Regions from separate parts of the Homo sapiens genome. Here region 1 is linked to region 2. Evidence: read pairs that join two places in POLR2A ChIA-PET (ENCODE). Cell type or tissue: PC-9. All regions are shown on one strand. Links, peaks and the distances in the headings refer to the core of each region. The heading gives the core; the rest is flanking DNA.

What was found. ChIA-PET counts read pairs that join two places held together with the same protein. Peaks named below come from ENCODE experiments on the same cell type or tissue, not always from the same donor. Only the 100,000 strongest peaks of a DNase experiment are listed, where the experiment ranks them.
Region 1: POLR2A ChIA-PET joins it to region 2 with 6 read pairs; 3 of 35 experiments call an interaction of 5 or more read pairs at or near these places.

The regions. Positions count from the first base shown.
Region 1 is chr20:43,550,201-43,555,578 of GRCh38, reverse strand. It overlaps a transcript of L3MBTL1 not described here. Among named protein-coding and RNA genes, the nearest start is that of SGK2, 6.1 kb to the left of the region's middle. In PC-9, for the core only: no CTCF peak of the experiment used is centred there; no DNase peak of the experiment used is centred there.
Region 2 is chr20:43,489,686-43,495,063 of GRCh38, reverse strand. No RefSeq gene overlaps it. Among named protein-coding and RNA genes, the nearest start is that of L3MBTL1, 15 kb to the left of the region's middle. In PC-9, for the core only: no CTCF peak of the experiment used is centred there; a DNase peak (open chromatin) is centred at 2,773.

The DNA of each region.
Region 1 (5,378 bases), core at 224-5,223, 61 kb before region 2:
TATTTTTAGTAGAGACGGGTTTTGCAATGTTGGCCAGGCTGGTCTCAAACTCCTGGCCTCAAGAGATCCACCTGCCTCAGCCTCCCAAAGTGCTGGGATTACAGGCGTGAGCCACCGGTGACTGGCCTGCAAATCCCCTTTGTCTCTTTCCTTGGTGTGTCTTGCTTCCTGGATCCTATGTCTTCCTCTTTTAAAGGGAAATTTATTGTGGTAAATATAAAATTTGCCATTGTAACCATTTTTTGAGTGTGCAATTCAGTGTCATTAAGTATATTCATGATGTTGTATAAACATCATCATTATCTATTTAATTAATAAAAAATCTGTTTTTATCACCCCAAAGAGAAACTCTGTAATTATTAAGCAATGACTCCACATTTCCCCTTCCTCACAGTCCCTGGTAACCTCTAATCTGCTTTCCATCTCTATGAATTTGCCTATTTTGGATATTTCATATGTGTGGAATATTTGTTCTTTCGTGTCTGTTTTTCATTTTTTTGAGACGGAGTCTTGCACTGTCGCTTAGGCTGGAGTGCAGTGGTGCGATCTCGGCTCACTGCACCCTCCCCCTCCCGGGTTCAAGTGATTTTCCTGCCTCAGCCTCCTAAGTAGCTGGGATTACAGGCGCCTGCCACCACTCCCAACTAATTTTTTGTATTTTTAGTAGAGACAGGGTTTCACTATGTTGGCCAGGCTGGTCTCAAACTCCTGACCTCATGATCCGCCCACCTCGGCCTCCCAAAGTGCTGGGATTACAGGCATGAGCCACCGCGCCCGGCCTCATTTATTTCACTTAGCATGTTTTCAAGGTTCATCCAGTTGTAGCAAGTATCAGAACTTTATTCTTTTTTGACTGAATTAAGATTCCACTGAATGGATAGACCACATTTTGTTTTCTGTTGATGATGACATGGGTTGTTTGCATCTTTCGGCTGCTGTGAATAATGCTGCAATGAGCATAGGCATTCAAGTATGTTTTCAAATCTTTTGGGTATATACCAGGAGTGGAATTGCTGAATCATGTGATAGTTCTATGCTTAGCTTTTGAAGGAACTGCCAAACTCTTTTTTTCAGCCTACATCACGCTTTGAATGCCAAACTCTCTTCCATAGCAGCTGCACCATTTTATGTCTCCACTAGCAATGTACAGGGGTTCCAATTTCTCCACAGCCTCACCGTTTTACTTTCCTTTTTAAAAAAATTATAACCATCATAATGGGTAGAAAGTGATATCTCATTGTGGCTTTAATTTGCATTTCCCTAATGTCTAATGATGTTGAGCAACTCTTCATGGGCTCACTGGCCATTTGTATGTATTTTTTTGGAGAAATATCTATTTAAGTTGTTTGCCCATCTTTTAACTGGGCTTTTTGTTGCTTAGTTTTAGGAGTTCTTTATATATTCCACATGTTAAACCCTTGTAAAATTTGCAAATGTTTTCTTCCATCCTGTAGGTGCTTTTCACTTTTTTGATAATGTCCTTTGATGCACAAAAGTCTTTAAATTTTTATGAAATTCAATTTTTTTTTTTTTTGAGACAGAGTCTTGCACCGCTGCCCAGGCTGGAATGCAGTGGCGAGATCTCGGCTCACTGCAACCTCCGCCTCCCGGGTTCAAGCGATTCTCCTGCCTCAGCCTCCCGAGTAGCTGGGACTACAGGCGTGTGCCACCACGCCCAGCTAATTTCTGTATTTTTAGTACAGACGGGGTTTCACAATGTTGGCCAGGATGGTCTCGATCTCTTGACTTATGATCTGCCCACCTCGGCCTCCCAAAGTGCTGGGATTACAAGCATGAGCCACCGTGCCCAGCCATGAAGTTCAATTTATCTATTTTCTCTTTTGTTGCTTATGCTTTTGGTGCCATAGCTAAGAATTCATTGCCAATTCCAAGGTCATGAAGATATACCTTTATGTTTTCTTCTTAGGGTTTTATAGTTTTAGTTCTTATATTTAGGTCATCAATCCATTTTGAGTTAATTCTTGAATATGGGGTGAGGTAGGTATCCAATTTCATTCTTTTACAAGTATAAATCCAGTTACCCCAGACCCATTTGTTGAAGAAACTGTACTTTCCCCATTTAATGGACTTGGCATTCTTACTGAAAATCAATTGGTTAGGCCGGGCGTGGTGGCTCACGCCTGTAATCCCAGCACTTTGGGAGGCCAAGGCGGGTGGGTCACGAGGTCAGGAGATCGAGACCATCCTGGCTAACACGGTGAAACCTCGCCTCTATTAAAAATACAAAAAATTAGCCGGGCATGGTGGCGGGCACCTGTAGTCCCAGCTACTCAAGAGGCTGAGGCAGGAGAATGGCGTGAACCCGGGAGGCGGAGCTTGCAGTGAGCCAAGATCGCGCCACTGCACTCCAGCCTGGGCAACAGGGCGAGACTCTGTCTCAAAAAAAAAAAAAAAAAAATTTCAATTGGTTATGGACATATGGACTTGTTTTTAGACTCTGAATTCCATCCTATTGGTCTATTTGTCCTTATGCCAGTAACACACTGTTTTGATTATTGTGGCTTTGCATTCCAGCCTGGGCAACGAGAGCAAAACTCTGTAAAAAAAAAAAAGAAAAAGAAAAAGAAAAGAAAGAAAGAAAGAAATCGGTTTGTTCTTCAACTTTGTTATACTTTATTAAGATTGTTTGGGCTATCTGAGGCCTCATGCAATTCCATAGGAATTTAAGGATCTGTCTTTCCATTTCTGCAAGAAAAAAATAATCAGCTGAGATTTTGATAGGGATTGCATTGAATATGTAAATATCTTTGGGTAATATTGACATCTTAACAATATTAAGTCTTCCTAGCCATGAACACAGATCTCTTTCCATTTAGTTAGGTGTTCTTGAATTTCTTTCAGCAATGTTTTATTGTTTTCAGTATACAAGTTTGTTGTTTGTTTTTGATATAATTTGTTTTCTCGGTTCTCTCTTATTAGAATTTCTATTAATCATATATTTGGGCCTCCAACTAGTCCTCTGATATTTTCTTCTTTCCCATTTCTCATCTTTTCTTTTTTTTTCTTTTCTTTTTTTTTTTTTTTTTTGATGTGAAGTCTCACTCTGCCACCCAGGCTGGAGTACAGTGGTGCAATCTCGGCTCACTGCAACCTCTGCCTCCCGGGTTCAAGCAATTCTCCTGCCTCAGCCTCCTGAGTAGCTGGGATTACAGGAGCGCACCACCATGTCTGGCTAATTTTTGTATTTTTGGTAGAGACGGGGTTTCACCACGTTGGTCAGTCTGGTCTCAGACTCCTGACCTCGTGATCTGCCTGCCTTGGCCTCCCAAAGTGCTGGGATTACAGGCATGAGCCACCAGGCCCGGCCTCTCTTTTTCTTTTTATTCTGCCTACTGGGAAATGTCCTCAACTTTATCTTTTGACCCTTGTGTTGAATTTTTATCTCCATAATCCCATTTTAAATGTCCAAAAGCCTCTTCCTGTCTCTTAATGTTTCTTTTCCTTTTATTGCAGCTATGGCTAGTAGAAGATTAGCTTCTGACAAGTTGGAAGCATCAAGTCTTCCACTGTAATAGGAAAGAAACAGAATGAATGGGGGTGGGAGGAGACATGCAGATGAGACGGCAGGAAGGTGAAGGTGTTTCTTCCTATGACTTCCACTTTCTCTGTGACATGGATGGTAAGGATATCTGTCAAGACAATGGGGTAGGAGGTTTGAGAAGCATGAAAAGGGAAGTCAGAGCTAAAGCCCCCAGACCCTACGTGCTTCCTGGGTAGCCCTGAGGGTTCAGTTCACATTGAAGCCAGGGTCTACCAGTCTATCATGGCACCAATCTCGGTCAGGTAGGTTCCCAGTTGTGGTGTGGAGAGGATGCGCTCTCGGACAGCTCCATGGTTGGAGCTTCTAGACAAGTGATCTGGAACAGCAGCAGGGCAAAGAAATTAAGGATATTGACGAGAAAGCAGTTAAAGTGATCAAACACTTTAAGGTGGGAAAGGTGCCACCTTCCCACCTGCTTGTAGTCTCTGGGAAGCTTAACAAAATCTAACTGTTCAGGTTGACATTTCCCCATCTGAAAGTTTGATGTTTTCATTTTTTATTTGAGCACTGGGATAGAGCACAGTGTTGCAATCACAGCTCACTGCAGCCTCGAACTCCTGGGCTCAGGTGATCCTCCCGCCTCAGCCTCCTAAGTAACCGGGACTACAGGCATATGCCACCATAAAAAATACTTTTTTTTTTTTTTTTTTATAGAGACAGGATCTAGCTACGTTACCCAGGATGGTCTTGAACTCCTGGCCTCATGTGATCCTCCCTCCTTGGCCCTCCAAAGTGGCTAGGATTACAGGTGTGAGCCACTGTGCCCAGCTGATATTATTATTTTAAAAATTACAGGTTTCATTGAATTTTCTGCCCTTGACCATTTATCAAATGTTAAGGATCAGGCCCTTTTACACACCGATCTCTGGGAGTTCCCACTGTTTACACTTTCAGTGCAGACAGATACCCATTTATCCTTATCCTTTGTTTCTTTCCTTAAAAACTATAAGGACCCCTAACTAACAACAAAGAGAACACTTTAGTCTCTTCAGTAGTGCCACTACTGATAACCATTTTGTGTTCTCTGGATGTTTTATCATGAAAATAGAAACAGACTCTGGCTGCGTATCAGTTGTTCAAGTTTATTTATGTTGTTTTGATACACTGACAGATCACACCACATTTTGTTTGTAACTTTTTCTCCTTCAAGAGTCACCTTAGCTTAAGCCAGAAGATTCTCTTAAAGAACACATACACACATGTGCACACACAAGAGGCAAGTACAAAAATGTAACCCCACCAAAGTGCATGTGAATGAAAGTGCAAAAAAGGCTTCATTTGCAAACTCTGAGATCATTCTCTCTGCTTCAGAAAATAAACAGAAAGGTCCTAACTGCCCTAGGCCTGGGCTGATCAGGGGCTGGGCGAGGCTGCCAGGGGCCAAAATATAAGTGGCATCTGTTGCTAGGAGGGCAGAGGGCACCAGAAGTCTCTGCCAACTCCCTCCCCTCTCTGCGCTCCCAGGTCAAGGTGCAATAATATCATTTGGGGACAGAGTGGGGGTAAAGGGGCAGTAGGGCAGACAAGAGGCAGATTTCTTTCTACTTTTTAATGATTTGGTTTCTTTCCAAAGAGTTTGACGATAATGCAGAAAGTGCTGAGGCCTCAAAGTTCAGAAGCCTGGGAGCCCTTTTCTCCAAGGCCCTTGGTCCATCTTGCCTTCACCACAGGCAAGCATTAGGTGCTTGGCAGATCTGATGGCAAAGGCCCTCCCAGCCCCTCTCCTTAGAAGCTGTGAGGTCCCACAGCACCAGCCGTGAGTACTTGCTGCCTTCTCACTGCACAAAGTCAGTGAACATCTCTCATCTTTTATAGA
Region 2 (5,378 bases), core at 264-5,263:
AAGGTTGGTCATGTAAATGTCATAATACTGATCCTAGGGTTACAGGTGGCAACTTGGAGAGGTAAATCCAATGGAGGTAAATCTCGTCCAATGGAGTTGAACCAGAGCAACTCCATCTTGAGTAGGGGCTGGGTAAAATGCCACTGAGACCTACTGGGCTGTATTCCCAGACTGTTAAGGCATTCTAAGTCACAAGGTGAGATAGGATGTCAGCCCATGATACAGATCATAAAGACCTTGCTGATAAAACAGGTTGCAGTAAAAAAGCCGGCAAAATCCCACCAAAACCAAGATGGCGACAAGAGTGACCTCTGGTATGCCTCACTGCCACACTCCCACCAGCACCATGACAGTTTACAAATGTCATGGAAACGTCAGGAAGTTACACTATATGGTCTAAAAAGGGGAGGCATGAATAATCCAACCCTTGTTTAGCATATCATCAAGAAATAACCATAAAAATGGGCAAGCAGCAGCCCTTAGTAGGGTCAGTTTTTTGTTGTTGTTGTTGTTTTTTTTTTTTGAGACAATCTTGCTCTGTTGCCCAGGCTGGGGTGCAGTGGCGCAATCTCAGCTCACTGCAACCTCTGCCTGCCGGGTTCGAATGATTCTCCTGCCTCAGCCTCCCGAGTAGCTGGGATTACAGATGCCCACCACCACGCCCGGCTAATTTTTGTACTTTTAGTTGAGACAGGGTTTTGTCATGTTGGCCAGGCTGGTCTCGAACTCCTGACTTCAGGTGATCCGCCCGCCTCAGCCTCCCAAAGTGCTGGGATTATAGGCGTGAGCCACCGCACCCGGCCTGGAGTAGTCATTCTTTTATTCCTTTACTTTCTTAATAAACTTGCTTTTACTTTACTCTGTGGACTCGCCCTGAATTCTTTCTTGCATGAGATCCAAGAACCCTCTCTTGGGGGTCTGGATCAGGACCCCTTTCCTGTAACACATGTAAGTGATTCTTTTTGGAATGTATGTGCAGCAATCACCAAAACAACAGAAGCAGGGGGTGAGTGCAAAGCACATGAGGATGTTTCTGAAGTGTGTGCCCCAGAAGCTCGTGGCAGCTCAGGAGGCTCAGCTCATGTAAGTGGTTTTCTGGAGCACTTTGTACTGCAGGGTGAATCTCGTGGCAGCCAGGGCCACTGCAAAGACTGAAGCAACATTTGATTTGACAAATTCTTGTTTCATAAAAGGACTGTGTAACTCCCTCAACTTTTACATAACAGGATTGGATCTATGAGACCTAATGACGTGTACGGAATTAGATTTCATTTGTGGGAGACTGCAGCATTTTGAATAGCACAATGTATAAACCAGGAACTTTTGGGCTATGTCCCCAGGGACATAAAAGAAAAAAAGGATGCATGTAAGGGGGTGGTGGTCCCTGGAGGGAGAATTCCAAGTAATTCCCCTACTTCAACCAGAGTAGCAGCTGTGTGTGTGTGTGTTTTTTATCTGTTTGTTTGTTTTCTTGAGAAAGGATCTCACTCTGTCACCTAGGCTGGAGCCCATAGGCACAACCATGGCTCACTGCAGCCTCAAACATCCAGACTCAAGCGATCCTCCCACCTCAGCCTCTTGAGTAGCTGGGACTACAGGCACATATCACCACACTTGGCTGATTTTTTCATTTTTTATAGACAGGATCTCGCCATATTGCCCAGGCTAGTCTTGAACTCCTGACCTCAAGTGAGCCTCCCGCCTTGGCCTCCCAAAATGCTTGGATTATAGGCATGAGACAGCACACCCTACCTAAAAATCGGTTTACATTTTAAAAAAAAGTTAAATAGGACATTTTGCTAAGGGTCCTGGGAAAGTCATGATCCTGCCTTGGTACCAGGATCCAGGAAAAAGAGTCCAGTTCTACAAAGCTTTTTATGTACTTTGTGCTTTTAATTCTTACCAGTCCCCTGAAGAAGGAAGCTCCATTTTAGAGGAAGAACTACAAGGTTCAGAGAGATCACCAGCCTTGGTCAGGGCCTTACAAAGTAGTATACAGCAAAGCCAGGTCTCAACTTTCTCCCTGCCCTCTTCTGCTGCCTCTGATCTACATGGGGTGTGTTTCCATCACTATCACACCCGCCCCTCTCCACCCTCACTATCTCAGCTGAAACCTCAGACCACTAGGGAGCAATGCAGGCAAGTTACCCTTAGGATTATAGCACATCGAAGGTTCTTCTCAAGGACTTCCAGAAACATGCACATCCTGGGTTAGCTGGTGTGAGGCATATCCCAGCAAAATACAGGTATTAAAAATGGCAAATACTGACCAGGCATGGTGGCTCACACCTGTAATCCCAGAACTTTGGGAGGCTGAGGTGGGGGCATCACCTGAGGTCGGGAGTTCGAGACCAACCTGGCCAACATGGTGAATCCCTGTCTCTACTAAAAGTACAAAAATTAGCCGGATGTGGTGGCAGGTGCCTGTAATCCCAGCTACTCAGGAGGCTGAGGCAGACGAATCACTTGAACCTGGAGGCAGAGGATGCAGTGAGCCGAGATCGTGCCACTGTACTCCAGCCTGCGCCACAGAGTGAAACTCTGTCTCATAAATAATAAATAAATAAATAAATTAATTAATTAAAAATGGCAAATATGGCTTCTGTAAGATCATTTTGGAGAGGGTTCAGGGAAGCAGAGCTTTGCTCTGGATTGAGTGTCGTCAGGAAGCAAAGGTACGAGTACTATGACGTGGAATCTTAATAATGTTTTTGCTAGAAGGCAGGAAATCTAGAGTAGAGATATACCTATAATTGGTAAAGACAGCTTGTGACTCATATCAGCCAGCCTAAGGGTATGTTTGGTCCTTTTGAGGTTTAGACATGTTCTTGGTTTTGTTTGTGCTCAGACATGATTGGGGAATAGACTTGCTTTTGTCTTGTTCCATTGTGGTCTTACAGCAGTCTTGTCCAATGTTGTTATTCTGTGAAAACATGTATGTTCCACAGAACACCAAGGCCTGGCAGTGACTGACAGGCCAGCTCCTGGTTTTCTCTTTCTTACAGTTTAGTGACATTAAAAAACAAAATTTCAACAAATTTAGTTTAAAGATGTGGCCAGGCGCAGTGGTTCATGCCTGTAATCCTAGCACTTGGGAGGTCACGGCAGGCAGATCACTTGAGAACAGGAGTTTGAGACCAGCCTGGCCAACATAGTGAAACCCTGTCTCTACTAAAAATACAAAAATTAGCCAGGGGTGGTGGTATATGCCTGTAGTCCCAGCTACTCGGGAGGCCGAGTCAGGAGAATCACTTAAGCCTGGGAGGTGAAGCTTGCAGTGAGCCAAGATTGTGCCACTGCACTTCAGCCTGGGTGACACAGCAAGACTGTCTTAAAAAAAAAAAAAAGAGGCCAGGCACGGTGGCTCACGCCTGTAATCCCAGCACTTTGGGAGGCCGAGGCGGGTGGATCACGAGGTCAGGAGATCGAGACCATCCTGGCTAACACGGTGAAACCCCGTCTCTACTAAAAATATAAAAAATTAGCTGGGCGTAGTGGCGGGCGCCTGTAGTCCCAGCTACTTGGGAGGCTGAGGCAGGAGAATGGCGCGAACCCCGGAGGCAGAGCTTGCAGCAAGCCGAGATTGCGCCACTGCATTCCAGCCTGGGTGACAGAGCCAGACTCCATCTCAAAAAAAAAAAAAAAAAAAAAGATCTAATTGGCTTTTATTAGTGAACCATAAATTGGGCAGTGTCTCCTCTAAAGATTTCATGTTCCATTGGGCATGACAGATCAGTTTTTATAAGATAGTTTGAGCAAAAACAAGGAAATAGCATAATACAAAAAGCAGATCAGTTACCTTCAGGTTACTTTTCTTATAAAGACTAAAGCATAGGGAATTTCCTTATTATGTAGACCAAAACTGGCCAGTTTAGGGATTTGGCTGTCATCTTTCTCTCCTGACTTCTCCGAAGATCAGAAAACCAGTTTAGTTGTTTGGTTTGGTGACAAATAACTTTAGCATCAATAACTTCATTTTGGTTTGATCTTTTCTGTTGGGGCCCATTGCAGAAGCTCAGTCCAAAATAATGGCTTCCCATAAATTTCATTTAATAGTGAGATTAAATGTGGGTAGTAAAACCAGACTTTGGCTCCAGAACCTGCACTCATACTGAAGATGCTGTATTGCCTTGTTTGAAAGCACAGGCTGCTGAAGCCTGGGGATCTGTGCTCTTTATCTGTCTTGCCTAGTGTAGTACAGGATGCATGAATGAGGAACAGAGGAATCAAAGAAACAGATGATGGTGTGACAGCCACGGCTCAGTACAGCAAAGCCCTTTATAATAACTCAGGTCCGTTAAAAATGCACTGTGGGTCCAGGCGCAGTGGCTCATGCCTGTTACCCCAGCACTCTGGGAGGCCGAGGCAGGTGGATCACTTGAGGTCAGGAGTTTGAGACCAGTCTGGCCAACATGATGAAACCCTGTCTCTACTAAACATAAAAAAATTAGCCAGGTGTGGTGGTGCACACCTGTAATCCCAGCTACGTGGGAAGCTGAAGCAGGAGAATTGCTTGAGCCCAGGAGGCAGAGGTTGTGGTGAGCTGAGATCTCACCACTGCACTCCTGCCTGGGCAACAGGGCGAGAGACTCTCAAAAAAAAAAAAAAAAAAAAAAAAAAAAAAAAAAAAAAAAAAAAGGCATTGTGGAATTCTAGATACTGAAATAGATAAGCAAGCTGTTAAAATTAAGTTTAGCCTAAATCTGCTTCCTTACATATTTTAAGTTCAGCCTAAATGTTTCTCTGTACATAGTGAACTATAACCTAACTGGGTATGTAAACAGACTACATCCTACCCTCATACCAAATGACTGAGTTTTGGCCAATCAAATATGGCCAACTGTTCAAACTGTGTTCAAATAAGGCAAATGCAAAGCTGTACGCAATCCAGCTGTTACTTTACCTCACTTTGCTTTTTCTGTCCATAAATTCTCTCTGACCATGCGGCAGCACTGGAAACTCTCAGAACCTATCCTGTTTTTCTTTCTTTCTTTTTTTTTTTTTTTTTTTTTTTTTTTAAGAGATGGGATGTTGCTATGTTGCCCAGGCTGGTCTTGAACTCCTGGGCTCGAGTGATCCTCCCATCTCAGCCTCCCAAACGTGTGAGCCACTGCGCCCAGCCACAGAACCTTTTCTGGTTTGGGGGACTGAATGATTCAGAAATTGTTCTTTGCTTAATTAATCTGTTTAATTTGTCTACAGTTTTTCATTTAACTTTAGACCAATTAAACATTAATTAAGCAAAGAACAATTTGGTGTCAGAAGTAGGAACCAAAGTGGAGCTCCTAGGGTCTCCCAGGAGCGTCGAGTGACGAAATGAGTGACGTGCTGGACTTGTTTTGTCCATTCCTCTCTCACAGCAACTGGGGATTGTGGGT